Regions from separate parts of the Homo sapiens genome. Here region 2 is linked to region 1. A link is a loop called in an ENCODE intact Hi-C map of the cell type or tissue named here. Cell type or tissue: heart left ventricle. All regions are shown on one strand. Links, peaks and the distances in the headings refer to the core of each region. The heading gives the core; the rest is flanking DNA.

The links. A loop is a pair of places that touch in the nucleus more often than their neighbours do. Peaks named below come from ENCODE experiments on the same cell type or tissue, not always from the same donor. Only the 100,000 strongest peaks of a DNase experiment are listed, where the experiment ranks them.
Region 2: a loop joins it to region 1, with 2.3 times the contacts of the local background. A loop is called at or near these places in 21 of 110 quality-filtered maps.

Annotation. Positions count from the first base shown.
Region 1 is chr11:46,295,028-46,300,403 of GRCh38, forward strand. It overlaps CREB3L1 (cAMP responsive element binding protein 3 like 1), which reads left to right. Exons shown (of 12, transcript NM_052854.4): 2 at 4,908-5,136. Among named protein-coding and RNA genes, the nearest start is that of CREB3L1, 20 kb to the left of the region's middle. RefSeq lists a silencer at 640-719. In heart left ventricle, for the core only: a CTCF peak has its summit at 2,140 (motif pointing left); DNase peaks (open chromatin) are centred at 356, 664, 1,803 and 2,074; H3K4me3 peaks cover 2,073 bases; H3K27ac peaks cover 1,733 bases.
Region 2 is chr11:46,124,312-46,129,687 of GRCh38, forward strand. LOC105376661 (a long non-coding RNA gene) reads left to right here. Exons shown (of 3, transcript XR_931252.4): 1 at 1-2,467. Among named protein-coding and RNA genes, the nearest start is that of PHF21A, 5.5 kb to the left of the region's middle. In heart left ventricle, for the core only: a CTCF peak has its summit at 3,000 (motif pointing right); no DNase peak of the experiment used is centred there.

The sequences.
Region 1 (5,376 bases), core at 239-5,238:
TTTCCCCAAGCACAGACTGAACCAGCCTGGGCCGGGGGAGGGGCAGAAGTTAGGAGTGGGGGTGCAGGCGCCAAGGAGCCAGGGACCTGAGGGAAGAGGGCGCGCTGAGGCTGCTTCTGGTCAGGGAAACCATTCTCCTACACCGACCCCAGCAGGCAGCTGCGCCCCCAGAGCTTTACCCTGTCTCTGCACTGACCTTGGGGAAGGAATTTAGGGAGGGGTAAAACAAGGCTAGAGCTGGTACCATTACTGCCCCGGGAGAGTCCCCTCTGCCGCCACCAGAGACAGCCACCAAAGCGCCCCACGGTAGGACGATTCGAGATGGAGCTGCAAGGGGATTTAAGGCCCGGCTCGCCCTTTGAGTCGGGGTCGTCGGGGAGACCCTCGGTCTCCACTTCTCCCTGCGGGGGTGGGGGCGGGGCCGCGCTACTGATGAGGGGTTTAGGACACCGTGAGACGGCCAGGCCATTTCTGCCTCGGCCCCAGACGCAGAAGGGGTCCCATGCAGGCCCGAGCCAGTGCACCCTGCGCTCCCTCAGCCGCGGGCCGTCGGCGCAGGCCGGGACCCTCCTCCGCGCGAGCCCTGCACTCCTCCGGTGCCCTCCACGCCGCCACCGGCTGCTGCTCGCAGCCTCCCGCCATTGGCCAGGAGCTCTGCGGCTCCCACCAGTGAGCAGGCCGGATTCCGGTGAGGGGCGGCCCCGGGTGTTCCCGGGTTAACCCTTTGTGGGCCGCTCCAGGACGGCGGCACCCGGATCCTTCTCTAAAATTTAAAGGGCGGGCGGCTGAGGCCAGGCTCCAAGAGAGGGTGCAGCCGAGAAGAGGGGTACGCAGGTCTGCAAGCAGGAGAGCTCGGGAACCTCTCCTCCAAGGGAGGGAAGCCGGCGCCGGCTGCGCGTGACAGCCGAGAAGGAGCTTATATTGGCACGACTATAGGAAAAAGTCTTTAACGAGGAGGGAAACAAATCATAATATGTCCTTCTCCGGCTTCCCACCCCCGTTGCCTGGAAAGGCACCCCTGTAGGACGCTCACCCCCTGCAGAACCCTGTCGCCCTCAGAGCGTTGACACATGGCTCCCCTGAAGTTCGTGAACTCCTGGCCGCCGACCCCTTGCTCTTGCTCCCCAATTTCCATCGGACAATCTAAACCTGAACTTTTGTGTGTGAAGTGGAGGGAGGGCTGGGTGTGGTTGGGGGTAGAGGGGACAAGGGGGCGTGCTGGAGCGGAGGAGGTCTGAGGTCTCCAAAATGGGCTTTCCAGGGATGGGGCCAAGTGGATGCGGTGGAAGGAGTGAGAGGACCAGAAGGTCCCGCACACGCCAGGGCAGCCCTGGACTTCACCAGCTCACTTTGCAGCCCCGGACATCACCAGCTCGCTCACTGTGCGTCCTGGGTAGCTGTGTTTCCCTCTCTGGACTGGAGTTTTCTCTACTAAGAAATAGGAGGGGGGGAACGAGGGGCAGGGGACCGTCGGGGAGCTTTCTCCCGTCCCTTCTGCCTCTAACTTGGTGATAGAAACCAACCCTACCTTAGCCGCCATGAGAGGCCAGGCATCAGACGGAACTAGGGCCGCAGAGCGCTCTAGGGGAGTCCCTGATGGCAGTGCTCCCAGGAGGGCGAGGTGGGCCTAGGGATGATGGGACGCGCCCACCGTCCACCCAGCACCTGAAGAAGCCCGGCGCAAAGAGGACCTGGGCGTCGGAGTGTCCTCCACCCCCACCCCGCCTGCCCCTTGGCCGCCCTCCCCTTCCACTTGGCTCCCGTTGCTCTGGAAGCTCCATCCTGCTGGGTTTTGGCTGCTGTTTCTAGCAGGTGGGGTGGGGACTGCTCACACAATGGGGCCAGCTGAGCTCTCTAAGCAGTTTCCTGTGGGCACCCTAAAAGGGTCTCTGGGAAGAACCTGGGTCATCTGCCTGAGCCAAGGCCTTCAGGGAGTCCAGCCCAGATCCGAGGAAGCATCTTTCCTCTCCCAGGCCCCAGGAAGGGGCTTGGCAAACCCTTATCGCCTGAGAAGCAGCTGCTGGAGAAATACCTTAGCGGCTGACTCACCGGCTCCCTCTGCTCACAGCCCCCTCCCACTGGGCCCAACACCAGGCCTTTGAGAGACCCTAAGGGAGAGAACTGGCGGAAGCGCCCCCAGCCGGCAGGCCCGGGCTCTGCGGAGGGTGTAGCCAGCGCGGCCCTGGCTGTGGCTGGCTGGGTGGTTGGGGGGTGGTTATACCCTGTAAATGGCCTCTGTCTGGGATCACAGTGATTCTTAGAAACTCATTCAGCTCTGACCTCCTGGTACTGCCTCACTCCAGGTATTGATGGACAATTGGTATGCTGATGGCATTGCCATCTGGGTTCTAAGGCCCTGTCCCTCCACCAGTATCATGAGCCAGGTGCTGGAAGGCAGCAGGTGAACAGGGTGCAAACCCTGCTTCAGGGCAATTACCGGACCGGGGAGGGTCTGCTGCAGTTGTAAAAGACTGGACAGTGAGGGATGGTGGGCACCTCCCTGCTGCATTAGCGCCCTTGGCCTCAGTTTCTCTCTCTGTCAAATGCCAATATGCATTTGTCTTGTCTCATTGGATAATTGTGAAGATTAAATGAAATAATGCATAGGAGAGCACTTTGGGTTAAAAGCACAACAGAAATGTAGGATGATGATTGATTGCTGGCAAACTGGGAAGTGGGAGAGTACCCCTGCCAATGGGGCTTCTGAGCTCATTTTGTCCTGGATTATCTCATCAGGCTTTGTTTGGAGGGAAAGGCCAAACATTCCCCCCACAACTCCCACCATTGGTTCCAAGCTCAGCTCGGGGACAGAGTTTAGGGGCTGCAGTTTTCATGATGACGATAACTAACAATGATCGAGCATTCACTCTGTAGCAGGCACTGTTCTGTGTTTTATATGTACAGTATTTACTCATTTTACCCTCATACTCCTATGAGGTGAGTACTAATCTAACAAAATTTTAGATCCTCATGGCAACACTATGAGGTAGGAACTATTATTTTCCCCTTACGGATAAGGAAACTGAGGCACGGGGAAGTTAAGCAACTTAGCAAGTGGTGGAGCTAGGAGTCAAAAGCACGTCTATGTGACTCCAGAGCTCGTGTTCATCTCCTACTCCATGCAGACAGACTCATGTGGCCCTGAACCTTATGCTCATACAGAAGGCTTCTCTGCTCATTACCTTCCAGGTTGGGACAGGCTCCCAATATTCCAGGCCAGAAAGGGCCAACAACTCCAGACCTTGAAGGAATCCCCTGGCACAAGCCTTTAACCACTCAGCAGGCAGGGCTTCAGGACCTAAGGCAGCCCCCCATCCCCCATCTCTTCTGACCCACCAGCAAATTCATTCGTTCAATAAATAAGGAACAAACAATAGAAACATTTATTGGACAGGCACGGTGGCCTACACCTGTAATCCCAGCACTTTGGAAGGCCGAGGCGGGCAGATCACTTGAGGCCAGGAGTTTGAGACCAGCCTAGCCAACATGGTGAAACCCCATCTTTACTGAAAATACAAAAAATTAGCTGGGCGTGGTGGTGCGCACCTGTAGTCCCGGCTGCTTGGGAGGCTGAGGCATGCAAATCACTTGAACCCGGGAGATGGAGGTTGCAGTGAGCCAAAATCATGCCACTGCACTCCAGCCTGGGTGACAGAGTGAGACTCTCACAAGCAAGACAGAAAGAGAGAGAAAGAAACATTTCTTTACACATTTATAATTCTTTAGAGAGAGAAAAATAATGTACAAGAACCTACCATATGTCAGCCACTGGAGTGCTTTACTAACAATAAGAGGCAACGTTTATTGAGTAATTACTATGTGCCAGGGACTGTTATAAGGCCTGTACGTGGATTAACTTGTTTAATCCTCATGACAATCTTGGAAGGTAGGAACTATTAATATTACCAGCTGTACAGAGGACGAAATGAAACAGAGAGGTTAATTGACCTTCCCAAGATCATGGAGACCAAGATTTTTCAGACTTTTTTGTTTCTAAGAAATATATTTTACATCATTACCAAGTACACACATGTGCGTTCACACACACAACTGTGATTTTTTTTAATTGCCAGGTATTTAACTCCACTGTGTGCTGTGCACTCTGATATTTTCTACTTTTTTTTTTCTGTTTTATTTTTACTTAAAATTCTGGTCGTGACCCACTAAATTGATTTCACAACCCATTAATGAGTCACCACCCACAGTTTAAACAGCACTGAATCATAGCTAGAAGGATGGAGGCCACCATTCGAACCTAAATAGTAGGGCTCCGGAGCCTAACCTCTCCATATAAAGGATGGCTTGGGAAAGGAGAGAGACCCCGAAGTCTTGAGGACAGATGGACACTGTGCTGCTGAGGAGACTGGAGGCCTCAAGAATCCCACTGCCCTGCATCACTCCCTTCCCACATTCCAGCAAAAGATCATACAAAATTCACTAATATTGCCTTTGGAAAACAAACTTGTTGGCGTAGACACACGGTTGTTCTTTTACTTTGTCTTCACATCAGCCTATGAAGGAAGTAAGAAGGACTGAGAAACTGACTCACGCAGTTTAAGTGATTTGACAAAGGTCACAGAGCCCAGTGTCCTGTTGCCTGGTCCAGGGAGTTTTTGATCCCATCCTGAGCTCACCCTTGCAGATAACAATGGTGAGCGTGGAGCTGGTGGTAGAGAGAATGGGATGACAGTGGTAACGGTCATGATGGAAATGATGAGAGTTGGTGTTGCAATGTTGGTACTGGGGAGATTGGTGATGTTGCTGATATTAATGGGAATGGGCACAGTAATGGGAGGTTGCAGGGACAGTGGTGGCCATGGTGGGGTGCTGCACCACCACAGTAGCACCTGCACCCCCTTCCCAAGCAAAGCTGAATTCCCTCTTCCCCTCACCTCTTCCTTCCCTAGCACTTTCCTGAGCACCTGGACCACTTTACGGAGAACATGGAGGACTTCTCCAATGACCTGTTCAGCAGCTTCTTTGATGACCCTGTGCTGGATGAGAAGAGCCCTCTATTGGACATGGAACTGGACTCCCCTACGCCAGGCATCCAGGCGGAGCACAGCTACTCCCTGAGCGGCGACTCAGCGCCCCAGAGCCCCCTTGTGCCCATCAAGATGGAGGACACCACCCAAGGTAAGAGGTGGAAGAACCTGGGGACAGCACAGGCCCAGGAGGCCCAGGAGGGAGGAAGCTCTGGGGTGACAAGAGAGTGTGCCTGCAGCCTGAGACTCCCAGAGGCTCCAAGAGGAGCCACCACAAACCCCTTAGGAGGTGCTCCTCCCTGCCTTTCTGTTCTCCCTCAGCTCAAAGCCAGAGGAGCACTTCTCAAAAGGGTTTTTTGCTGACTTAAGTCAGTGGTTTACAAAGTGTGGT
Region 2 (5,376 bases), core at 168-5,167, 170 kb before region 1:
AAATATTTTTAGCTGAATATAAGAGTGTCTAACACTCCTGTAACTACCAAACTTAATGGAAAAAAAATACTCTGGAAGTATTGCTCCTTCAACTAAGGCACTTTGGGGCAGGCTGCTTAATCTCTGTTAACAGCCTCAGTTTTCCTATCTTGTAAATTGCAGCTTAGAATACCTACTTCCAGCCCCGGGCAAGGTGTTGCATGCCTGTAATCCCAGCACTTCGGGAGACCGAGGCTGGCGGATCCCTTGAGCTCAGGTGTTCAAGACCAGCCTGGTCAACATGGTGAAACCCTATCTCTACAAAATGTGCAAAAATTAGCTGGGCATGGTGCCACGCACCTGTAGTCCCTGCTACTCTGGAGACTGATGTGGGAGGATCACTTGAGCCCAAGGGGTTGAGGCTGCAGTAAGCTGAGATTGCTCCACTGCACTCCAGCTGGGTGACAGAGTGAGGCCCTGTCTCAAAAACAACAACAAAAACCCTACTAAGTAGGGCTCTCGAGAAGACTGAATAAAATAATTCATGTAACGTGCTTAGCACAGTCCTGGCACATAGAACTGTATAATGCATTTTCACTGTGCCCTTAAATTCATTTTCTTAGTTAACATAACTCAAGAAGGTGAACAGGTGGCATCCCAGTATTTTGATGGTGCAGATGTGCATGTGGGATTCAGGGACTCTCGTGTTGATTGAAGATTGTGAGGTTGGCATTATAAGCTTTGGTGGGTCTTTCTCAAGCTCTCAGCATCTCTGTGTGCTTGACACAGGCACTCTGTGGGCACACACTAGCTCTGTGGCCTTATACAAAATACCTAGGCTTTCTGAACCCTGGTGTTCCTTAAACATAAAGATAATACCTTGTGAGATTGTTGTAAGGGCTAAATGGCTTAAGTGTTAAAGGAAAAAAGATAACAATTAGTATGTTAGCAGAAATTCCAGAAATAAGCTAGAAATTGAAAGTTTACTGTCAAAAGCTGCTTTGAGACATTCAACTTTTAGACATGAATGACATAATCATAGCAGGTGCACAATAACTTAAAATTTGCTCTCCTGCCACCTAGTTACCCTTCCAACCCATTTAATTGCCATCAAAACCCTGTTGAACAGTCCAGGCGCAGTGGCTCAGGCCTATAATCCTAGTACTTTGGGAGACAGAGGCAGGAAGATCACCTGAGGTCAGGAATTCAACACCAGTCTGGGCAACATAGCAAGACCCCATCCAAGCTACTAGTGGGGAGCTGAGGTGGGAGGATCACTTGAACCAAAGTGTTAAAGGCTACTGCAGTGAGCCACAATTGGACCACTGCACTCCAGCCTGGACAACAGAACGAGACCCTGCCTCAAAACGAAAAAACAAAAACTGCTGAACAAAGGTTAAAACCCAAATCTTGAATGTTATTAAATATCAAATGTGCAGTTTTAAATTTTTGTAAAAGTACTCAAATTAGTATTTTCTTACATATTCCTGCCTCCTGTTCTATGCTTCAAGAAGTTATCCAAACTCCAAGATTAGAAAACTACTTACAATTTTCTTCTTGTATTTTTATGGTTTCTATTTTTTCCATTTACTTTGCTACATTTATCTTTAAAATTTTTTTTGGTGCGAGATATGAGGTAGGAATCTAAATAACTTTTGTTCAATAAAAAGTATTTAATTAGGCCGGGCGCGGTGGCTCACGCCTGTAATCCTAGCACTTGGAGGCTGAGGCGGGCAAATTGCCTGAGCTTGGGAGTTCAAGACCAGCCTGGGCAACATGGTGAAACCCCATCTCTACTAAAATACAAAAAATTAGTCGGGTGTAGCAGCAGGCACCTGTGGTCCCAACTACTCGGGAGGCTGAGGCAAGAAAATCGCTGGAACCCAGGAGGCAGAAGTTGCAGTGAGCTGAGATTGCGCCACTGCACTACAGCCTGGGCAACAGAGCGAGACTCCATCTCCAAAAAAAAAAAAAAAAAGGATTTAATTAATATTAATATTGGGGTTCTATGGGACAATGTAAAATGCCACTCAAAATAGTAAAATAGCTTCCTTCCTATTTGCACTATTAGTCTAATGCAGATACACTGTAAATATAGAAAAAAGGTAATAGGCATTACATATTATATTATTATAGAGTCCTTATATACTATAATAGAGAATGAATTTTTCTTATTTTACAGTTTTATACTAGCACAGCACATAACCACACCCATGGATATTAAGGTATTTTTGTACATGTATATGATTTTCTCTGATGTTCTGGAACTTGACAGTATTTCAAATAAAGCAATGAAACCCCCCCTGGAAAGGACTGATTGATGGCTTTCTCATCCAACCCGGCCACCCTTCCCACTTCACTCAACCACTGTCCTGTTTTCTGCTCCAGGCTGAAAAGTAACCTCATTATCTCTTAAAAGGTCAGCCCAAAGAAGATTTGAACTCTGTCTGAAAACCTGGGAGTTCTATTTCTTCACTGAGGCAGGAAGGTAAATATTAGAATTCATCAAGTCTTCTTTTTCTAATTCTTATTGGGCTGGAATAAATGAAAACCTGGCTTGTACCAACAAAGTGCTTAAGTAAGTAGAGAAGACATATCAATGTGATTTTTAAAGAATTATGACAGAAAATCCCCAGTGACTAGCAGAAGTTGAATGTACTTTCTTTCTCCCCACTGTCTCGATGGTTTCTGATCTTTTTGAAAAATCTTCACTGTAACTGTCTTGTGTGTGCATTTGTGGTAAGCCAAAATCATAATTGGAAATGGGTCAGATATAACTTGTAAATGTATATTGGTAGATAAACAGTCCACTCTAGAGAATACCTTCAATTTCATTACTTTGCCATAATCTCCAAGGTCAATTCAATCCTAAGTAATTTCAGTTGTGTGTGTGTTTAACAGCATTCACTAGACCAAGGCTCCTCAACCTCAGCACTATTGACATTTTGGGCCACGTAATTTTTTTGTTGTAGGGGGCATTGTAGGACTTTTAGCAGCATCCTTGGCCTCTAGAGGCCAGTAGCAGCTCCCCAACAGTTGTGACAACCAAAAGTATCTCCAGGCATTGCCAAATATCCGGTGTGTACAGGGTGAGGGTGGAGTCCAGTGGGAGGAGTGTAAAACTGCACTGGGGTTGGGTTCGTTGGGAGGGGATGGTTGAGAACCACAGAACTAGACTAAACGCCATGGAGAGATTCACGTGTGCATTTGTATGTGTGTGACTCTACCCTCCAAGAAGCAGATCCTGACTCCTTTTCCAGAAGTAACTGATGCAGATTGGGGGCCTGGGCTGGACCTGTTTGTTAGGAACTAAAATGGCTGCAATTAGAGCTATAGAAATGTCTGCCTTAAAGCTGCTGAACTGCTAAATGTATCACAGGGATATTCTTCCAAGACCAGGGATTTGAAAGAATTTTATCATCTTGTTATTTCCACCTTCAATGTCTAGTCTTTGATATCTATTATCAACATAAATAAATTACACTGTGGGCCTGAGCAATGGTGTTATCTAGTGTAAGGTGTTACCAGATTTGGAGGCTGAGAAACTGCGAGTGAGTCTGGGTTCTGCAAATATCCAACTAAACACTTTATCTTTCTGGACCTATTTCCTCCCCCAAAATGGGGAAAATAATAATACTTAATCGACTGGATTGTTTTGTTTTTGTTTTTTTGACACGGAGTTTCGCTCTTGTTGCCCAGGTTGGAGTACAATGGCGCAATCTCGGCTCACTGCAACCTCTTCCACCCAGGCTCAAGCGATTCTCCTGCCTCAGACTCCCTAGTAGCTGAGATTACAGCCGCCCGCCACCATGCCTGGCTAATTTTTTGTGTTTTTAGTAGAGACAGGGTTTCACCATGTTGGCCAGGCTGGTCTGGAACTCCTGACCTTAGGTGATCCGCCCACCTCGGCCTCCCAAAGTGCTGGGATTACAGGTGTGAGCCACTGCACTCGGCCTCACTGGATTGTTTGGAGGGTCCAAGCAGTTAACGGGAAGTTAGCAGGGCTTATTCTTGAGGAATTAGTAAAACTGGAATCAAACAGTCCCGGGTTGACCTTGGACAAATGATGCGCTATTGTAAGCGGCAGTTTCCTTATGTGCAAAATGCAGAAATAATCATATTACTTTATAGAGTTGTTATGGAGGTTAAATGAGATAATGTGTGTCATACGTGCTTGATAAATATTACTTTGGTTCCTTGGTAATTTGTATCACATTGCACAATTACGTATTTTATTTTTATTGTTTCTTTTCTGTGAGCATTGAAACCTGGAAACCTGAAAAACTAATTAGTATACCCATATGAGTGAAACCCTGTTTGAAATATATTACATCCCAAATTCCAACCAAGTGAAAGCAGCTTTAAACTGTAGTATATAAAACCTTCTGTCTTCCAAGTGAAATCAGTTAGGGCACACGTTTCTTACAATAACATAAGGTTCTCCCCTCATTGAAATAATGTTCTAATAAGTTTTTTACAACCTCTGTATTACATAAAGCACATGGGGTCAGACGTAGCATGCCCAGCTAGCAGTTTGTCCAGTCATAAACATTTAAATATGACTAGGTGTTATCCCAAAATTCACCTTTCCGCAAAGCACTGGCAAATTGCATTGCAGTCCTAAAACTGAGTGCAGGTGGTGAGATACTCAGGGATCTGACAGTATCTTTTACATAAACTCTTTAATTGAAGTATAACATTCATAAAGAGAAGTGAACAAATCACAAGTACATTTTCGTAAATTTTCACAAAGTTAACACACCTATACAGAGGTGTTCTCGAAGGTTAGAGAATTCTGTAATAAACGTGTTTTATCATTGGGGCGCGGGGATAGAAAGGGGCATCACGAATCTGAAAGAACACAGTGGAGATTTCCCAGACAAGATAGTAATTGCCTTTGATATGCAAATGTGATTTTGAATTATCAAATGGAGATATTGCAAAATGATAAATTGGAATCAGATTGCCAATGCAAAAGTTATATCACCATTTGCCACTTGATGTATGATCTTGGACAATTTACTTCAAGTGCCTCAGTCTTCTCATTTGTTAAATGGGGAGAATAATAGGACTGTTGTTTGGATTAAGCAAAATAACATGTGTAAAGGTTTGGGTGAGTCTGGCACGTAAGCTCTCAATAGAAGTAAATCATTTTCCATATAGTATGATGCCCCAAGGGATGAGAGAAAAGAAGTTATGGACATCTCAAGAATTATTTTAGGGGAAAAAAAAAAAGGAAATTTTGCACAGCAAGGGAGCTGCATCAGAATAGCTAAGGGATGCTGCCACAGAGCCCCAGGACTCACACCAGCAAGGAGGGTATGTCTGTGGGAAAGCCTACAGAATGAGAGAAAGCAGGGTATCTGGGGGCAGCAGGCAGGGTGATGAACCAAAAAG